Linked DNA regions of Homo sapiens: regions 2 and 3 are each linked to region 1. The links are chromatin loops, found by intact Hi-C in ENCODE. Cell type or tissue: heart right ventricle. All regions are shown on one strand.

Region 1 (2,500 bases):
TAGTGAGAGCAAAAAGACACAGTCTAAGGGCATTTGTTTTTTAAATGATTCTAATAGAAATATTCCACATTTTTATAGAATTATCTTGTTTCCCAACTAACAAAAATCTGTACAACAATAACTTCTAACTTTTGGCAATGAGTAGAAAGGGTGGTTCTCACGAATGCTACCACACAGTGGAAATTTCCCCATCCACATTGAGACTGAGGAAGAGATAATCATCAAAAAAATCAGCCCCTTTCCCAGTTAAGGTTCTCTCTTTCTCTCTCTCTCTCTCTCTCTCTCTCTCACACACACACACACCACACACACTTCAAAGCCCTTCTTTAAGTTAGGCCAGGAAAGAGCAACTGAGGCGCCCAACATACAGACCCCTTTACCTTTTCAGAGATTGTCTTTGCAAGTCAGGATCTAATACTGGGGTTCAAGGTAAATTTGATATTACACCCACATGGATATAATTTCATATTCTCCCTATTCTGGACCCTGAGATGGAAAGAGCATAGAGACAGGGCCCAGAGATTTTCCAGCAAGAAAATTAAAGAACATATGTGAGGCAGGATAGTTTGCTGAGATACTACTTTTTCTTTCTTCTCTTTGTATTTTCCTCATGCCTCTAGTTCCAAGCAGAGAGCCAGACCCTTTTGCAATTCCTTAGGATATCTGCAGAATGGAAAGGAGGAAGTGTATGAAGCCAAACTTAATCTTACTGTCTTTTGAGAACCCTGAAATTTGGTGAAAATAAATTGCCTCTTGAAAAGTGTGGCAAAGTTGAGATTGGAGAGAGACTGAGGGCGAAGTTGGAGGGGAGGAAAAATGCAGAGGAGAGGCAGCATGGTGAACCTAGGCTGACTCCAGGCACAGAAGATCCGGACCGCCATGAAAACCCCCACGCCCTCAAGAATGAAACAGAAGCAGCTCAGCTAAGGTTTCTGTGCACCTTCTAAACCGAGGAAGGGGAGCCGGGTCAATCAGGCTCAGAGGTAGAGATGCCTAGCTCACTGCTTGCCGGCAGGGGGCGCTCTCCTATTATTGTATTTTCTTTTTTGAGGACATCAAGACTCAGTGTGCAAAAATTCTCATCAAAGATACAAATTCAAATGTGGTTGCTTTTGTAAAAATACCCATCTTCACAACCCCAGACTACTCCTCAACTCGTGCTTGCTGGAGGCTCCACCCTCTGCATTCTCTTCATTACTTCGGGTCTCTTTGACTTGTCTCTTGTAAGGACGAAGGCTTCGCCAGCATCGGCACACATCTGCTGCCTGATCTGGCCATGTGAACCACTGTCCATCCCTCAGAGGCAAATTCCTCCCACAACACCTGACTTACACCAGCCTTTTCTATCCAGAGACCTTGGCACCAGGATTAAAAAGCAAGTATCTCCTTTATTTGCCTCTATTTGGTGGCCGGATGCTAACACAGTACGATTTTCACCTTTTCTCCCTTCTCTTAACTCTCCCATTTAGCTACACAGGTTTGAGGTTAAGCCTAGGATATAGTTGTACACATTAATTATTATTTTACTTGACTTCAAGTAGACTTCTCAGGATATCATTTTGGACTGCTTTCTTGGGATGTTTACTGTGACTCAGAGATGAAAGGTCTTCAGTGACACAGTCCACCTTCCCCCTCCAATGGATACAAAGAATCAGAAGAGTAAAGAGAGAGGTGTTTTTTGCCCCTTTGTCAAGTCTAGAGACAGCAGATTCCCTGGAAACTTCCTAGGTTTGTCTAAGCCTCCCTAGTTTACATTCATCTCTTCTCCTTTAGTCTATAGTGAAGATGGAGATCTCTTGACCTAAATAACATGTTCAAGCATGATCTGTCCCTGTCTTAAAGATTTATTCTTGTTCATTATATTATATCCTACAATCACCCTTGTAAGCATGGTAAGTATGATTTAAAGTCTTCACTTTCTGAGCTTCAGACTAAATAATTCTATTTCTTTCCTCATTTTTCCATAAGCATGGACTTACAAATAATTCAATTCACTTTCTCCATTTTCTCCATCATCATGAACTTACTTAAATCCAGGTGTCCAGTGTGCTGGGTAAGGATGACTGACCAATAAGTATCTTTCCTGTGGGCACTCAGTTCATAGTGTGTGTGTGTGTGTGTGTGTGTGTGTGCACATGTGGTTTGGGAGTGATAGATCTTGTTTTACACACAGAGGTAAGACCCACTTTCCAGCTGGATAGGAAGATGGGGAATAATAAACACAGAAGTCCACCTCATGTCAAATGCAGATCCAGGTGCTAGGGAGACATGGATGAATACGTGTGTCTTTTTCCTGGTGATCTCTTAATTAAATTAAAGCTAAGACTCTGGACACAGCAAACCTAAAGAGGAAATATTCTCCATAGAATAGTGGGCATACTCTGTAGTTACCTCTCTCTATCCCCTAATCCTGTAGAAAAGAAAGTTCATATGCATCAAAAGATGAAAATGCATCAGGTCTGACAATAAGCTTAGCCTTGTTACCTAAAAAAGCTAATGT
Region 2 (2,500 bases), 110 kb after region 1:
TTTTCGCTACATTTGCCCTCCTAATATTTGAATTTACCTCTGCCATTTGCATTTACAACGTATCTGTATATGTAAAAGAAAAATCAAACAGCCTACCTCATTGTAGCCCTTTCTGAGCCTACTGAGGAATGGTCCCTGGTAATAGAAAGTTTAAGAACGAAGCTGTGAATTTCAATTTACAGTTGAATTTCACAACTGTAAACTACTCTAGCGATGCAGCATAGACTTGACCTCCAAACCCCAAGCCTGCAGCCCGCGGCAGACAGGCCGAGAGTGGGGCAGCCGTCTCTCCTTCCTCGCCCTGCCCTCCTTCTGCACATCCAGCCACCTCCGCAATGGAAAGCTCGTGGCATACAGCAGGCGCTCATTATTTGAAGCCTCTTCATTCTCCTGCTTCCTCGGTGGTTAAGGAGGCTTTTGGAAGTTCAAGTCCGTCTCAGCTAAGAACCAGGAGACACGGCTTTGGTGCCTCTCGGCCCGCTGGGTCTCGGCGGCGCAGCGTCCCCTGCCGGCCACTGTGGCGGCGGCTGGAATCAGCCTCAGCACTTAAGGGGCCGCGCGGGAGGAGTTGCCCCACCTCCAGGCAGCTCTTTCCAGAGCAGTGAGGGCAAGTCTGGGGATTATCTCCATAAAGGAAGCGAGGTGGCTCGGTGGAGGGGCTTCAGATCCCCTTCCCAGGACCCTGTGACCCGCCATCGGAAGAGAGTGGACCTCATTCTATTTCAATGTCTGCATAGTACAGACATTTGCTGTGGGCAAATCGGACCCATGAGCCCAGAGAGCATCATCCCGGGAAAGCTTTCCCGAAGCACAGGCTTCCCTGCACCACCATACACGCGCACACCCGCACGCGCTCACTCCCCCAGCCCTCCTCCCCTCCCTCACTCCCGCCCTGGAAGAAGCGGGGAGCTGAGGGGAGAGGTGGAACCAGCAGAGAAACGGGCCGGGCAGGAGCCCGCACCAGCCCGGCTTGGGACACCGCAGCCGCTCCTGCCCTCTGCTGGCTGGAAGGCGCACTTACACATTGCGGTCATCGCGGATCGCCGAGGGCCGCTGGTGCCGCTCTGCCGCCAAGGACGCTCAGCCATTGGAGTAGAAGTGAGAGAGGCCGCGGGCTGAGTAGAGAGGGGTGAGGATTCCGGAAAGGAAGCATCGTCAGGAAGCGCTGAAGTTCCTACTGATAAAGAGGGGGTTGGGCCACCAGCAACTTGTCACATGAGGAGTGGGGGTTTTCTGCATACCTTAGTGAACCTATCAGTCTAGGACTCGTGGATGGAGACTCGGCCACACCAGCAGCTGGTAAAGGCTGTCCTGGGGCCCAAATCCGTCAGTGACTCTGACATCTCAGGGACAGTGTGTGGTGGCTATAGTGCTTTGCGAAGTTGCTGCCGGGAGTTAGGCAGAAACCTCTTAGGCTGTTCAGATCCCTCTTAACTAAGGGGTTTTAGTGCTGTGAGTATTCCCACAAATGGGTCCCTGTAGTACAATTATTTTGCAGCATTCATACGGCCTACTGGGGCTCTTGATTTGAGGAGCCTTATTCAGCAAACATTTCTTGAGTACCTATGTGCCAGGTACGGTTAGAGGTATGGGAGTCATCAGAGAACGCAGGACATACGTACAAAAAAAATCTCTGCTTTCACGGAGGTCACATTCTAGTGACCTAGACACATAATGTATACTCACAGACAATAAACATATATGTAAATTACACAGACTGTTAAGGTGATAAGCTCTATGGAAAAAATAAAGCAGGAAGGAGAATGGGGGAAGCAATGGGTAGCTTTTTTTTTTCTCTCTTTGAGACAGTCTGGCTCTGTCACCCAGGCTGGAGTGCAGTGCAATCTCGGCTCACTGCAACCTCCACCTCCCGGGTTCAAGCGATTGTTGTGCCTCAGCTTCCCAAGTAGCTGGTGTTACAGGCGTGTGCCACCACACCCAGCTAATGTGGGACATGTTAAGTCTGAAGGGTCTATTAGACCTCCAAGTGAAGATGTCAAATAGACAGTCCGATGTACTAGTCCAAAGCAAGAGAGCTGGGCTGGAAGTATGTATTTGGGAGTTGTTAGAGAATCAACAGCATTTAAAACCTTGAGACTGGATAAGATCACCAAGGGATAGTGTGCAGATAGAGAAGAAGACCTATGACTGACTCCTGGGGACCTCTAACATCAAGTTACCAGAGGCAAGAGGAAAAACGTGTGAGGAGCCTAAGAATGAAAGGCCTGGATGGTAAGGAAAGAGCCAGGAGACAGGGGCATCCCAGAGACCATCACGCAGCCTCGACATGACTGCCTGCATTGAGGAACCAGGACTGATCTCACAACGCTTTTCGTCCCTATTCCTGTCACAAGAAGCCCCATTCTCAGGTCATCCTCATCAAAAAGGAGGGAATTATCCACTGTGCCTAATACTGCTGAGTGGAATATTAATCTGTTGGGGTGGGAGGTGTTACTTCCAATGCAAGGAGTGCCCCCACAACCCTCATAACTCCTACTGA
Region 3 (2,500 bases), 180 kb after region 1:
AAGCTGGGCCAACAGAAGTGACTTCGACGATAGAATGAGAAGGAAGCAGGGGTAGAGATTGCTGGTGTAAGGGACTTTTTCTTCCCTTCTGTCTTCTCTCCCACTGTTTTGTCTTCTGCTCTTGCTCTCTCTCTCAGAGTCTTTCTTCTCCTCCTGTGAAACTCCTGAACCAGTCCCTGGCCTGATGCCTGAATCTTTTTGTTCTTCCTAAACTTGTCCCCCTTCCTCCATCTTTTTCTGTTGCCCCATGAATGCAGTGAAGCCAAAATAGCAAAATCAGCCTACCAAGTACAAGGTGAAGCAGATCTTGGAAGCTGGATAATTTGGGCACACAAACAAAATCACCTCCCTTATCCAAATAATTGAGGCAAAACAAAGATTTCAGTTGAATTGCACGTATGGTAGGTACGACTCAATTTCGATTTTCATGTGCAAACTTAAAACCTTACTCTCTTTTCCCTTTGGACTGAAGCAGCAGGGCCATGTTTATTTCACTTTCACACAGTCCTAAGGCAGCCTTCTACGCAGCCCAGCATACTCGAGTTGAAGAGCAAACTAGGATAATTATAATATCAGGAAAACACAAGTGTAGAGGGAAATTTAAATCATGGCTTGAAAACATCCCACTCTAGGATAATGAGAAGTAGAAAGGAGACCAAGCTAGGCATTCAAATGAGCTTGCAGCCTTCCATCCAGCCTCCACTCCAAAGGCTAGACTGGCCTGTGCTGATACACATTTGATACACAGCCTGGTTTAAACCGTGGATTTTATCTCCTAACATTCATGTTTCTACGGCAGCAGGGGCATAATTCTCTATCCAGAACTTCTATCCAGAAGTTCAGCCTGCAAAGTTTGGGATACCTTAACAAAGAAGTGAACAGCTGCTCCCCCAACCAAGGCCTCGCTGAGGACAAACCAGAAGAGCCAGAGGCCTGTGTGAACTTGTTCTTGATTCTCTTTTGCCATCTAGTGGCATTTCTCATCTCCAGCACCACTTTTGCTTCTAAAGATCCTTCATCCTGACCCCCAACCCACAGCTGTGCTGTCCAGCTACTAAAATAATGTCCTCCTGGCCTCAAAACAAACTCCCCATCCTCCTGACTTAGAATCATAAATTCTGGACCAGAACACAAACTTTATGATCAGGATGGGTTGTGCGACTTCTCCACAGTTATAATCCACACAACAGCCAGGTAATCCTTTAAGCTGACACGTTCTTTATTCATCTACTTAGAACCCTTCCAGGGTTCCCTACTGTGCTTGGAGTAAAAGCCACAGGCCTTCAAATGGTCCGTAAGTCTTCCCAATGACCTGGTCTCTGGTCCCTCTCTGAACTCTCAGTTACCTGCTCCAGCCACACTGGACACACTGCTGTTCCTCCAACACCTCAGGCATCTGTCTGCTCTGGGGCTTTTGCAGTGCTAGTCTCTTCACTTGGAACATTCTTCCTCCGGATAATCACAAGTTCACTCTTATCTTCAAGTCTCTGCCCCAGAGTCAGCGATTTCAACGATGTTACGTAAAATTACTGACCACCAACCCCTATACTGTTCTACTTTTTTCCCTAGCCATTATCACTTTGAGCAAAGTATACGTATTTTTTTTTACTGTCTTTCTCCAATGGAATGTAAGCTCTACAAAGGCAGGGACTTTTGTCTTTGTTTTTTGTTGTTGTTTGTTTGTTTGTTTGTTTGTTTTTTGAGACAGGGTCTCACTCTGTGACCCAGGCTGGAGTGCAGTGGTGCAATCATGATTTTCACTGCAGATTTTATCTCTCAAGCTCAAGCAATCCTCCCTCCTCAGCCTCTGGAGTAGCTGGGACCACAGGCATGCACCACCATGCCTGGCTAATTTTTCAAATTTTTTATAGAGACAGGGTTTCGCCACATTGCCCAGGCTGGTCTTGAATTCGTGGCCTTAGGCAATCCTCCTGCCATGGCCTCCCAAAGTGCTAGGATTACAGGTGTGGGCCACCGTACCTGGCCATTTTTGCCTTTTTTGTTCAGTGATATATCCCAAGTATCTTGACACTTAGTAGATGCTCGATAAATGTTTGTTGACCACATGAATGAAGCATGCCCAAGATTCTGAGATTGCCTACTACTTACAGGTAAATTCTGAAAACAAAAATATTCCTCATCTCAGTTTTACAGGCCTTCTCACCCACAGAGGGTGATGCTTCTCTGCCTTGGTGTCTCGGTTCTCCTGAGTGTCATATTCCAAGCTCACAAGAGCTTGGAGTAGCACTGACCCAGATGCTCCACACAGCTGTAACCACCACAAGGAACAGGACATACAAGGTGAAGGAAGCACTAAGGCAGGATGTCGAGAGCAGCAACAGCATTTTAAACACAAACATTTGGGCAGTATTAAATTTTTGCAATTTTCAATAAAAAAGGGAGGGAACAAGTGAAATTGAGAGGTGTTGGCTGCCTTCTCCAGCTAAAGCCATGTGGCCTTGGTTGGTACCTGGAACTGGAGAGGCCTGTGAATCATTGT

What was found. A loop is a pair of places that touch in the nucleus more often than their neighbours do. Peaks named below come from ENCODE experiments on the same cell type or tissue, not always from the same donor. Only the 100,000 strongest peaks of a DNase experiment are listed, where the experiment ranks them.
Region 2: it touches region 1 in a loop (10-fold over the local background); 83 of 110 quality-filtered maps call a loop at or near these places.
Region 3: it touches region 1 in a loop (11-fold over the local background); 44 of 110 quality-filtered maps call a loop at or near these places.

The regions. Positions count from the first base shown.
Region 1 is chr14:20,856,816-20,859,315 of GRCh38, forward strand. No RefSeq gene overlaps it. Among named protein-coding and RNA genes, the nearest start is that of RNASE3, 33 kb to the right of the region's middle. In heart right ventricle, a CTCF peak has its summit at 1,022 (motif pointing right); a DNase peak (open chromatin) is centred at 1,006; H3K27me3 peaks cover 445 bases.
Region 2 is chr14:20,970,585-20,973,084 of GRCh38, forward strand. No RefSeq gene overlaps it. Among named protein-coding and RNA genes, the nearest start is that of RNASE2, 16 kb to the left of the region's middle. RefSeq lists an enhancer at 528-1,217. In heart right ventricle, CTCF peaks have their summits at 511 (motif pointing left) and 1,010 (motif pointing left); DNase peaks (open chromatin) are centred at 517 and 1,017; H3K4me3 peaks cover 1,410 bases; H3K27ac peaks cover 1,455 bases.
Region 3 is chr14:21,039,309-21,041,808 of GRCh38, forward strand. It overlaps a transcript of NDRG2 not described here. Among named protein-coding and RNA genes, the nearest start is that of RNASE7, 1.8 kb to the right of the region's middle. In heart right ventricle, a CTCF peak has its summit at 980 (motif pointing left); a DNase peak (open chromatin) is centred at 934; H3K27ac peaks cover 1,450 bases.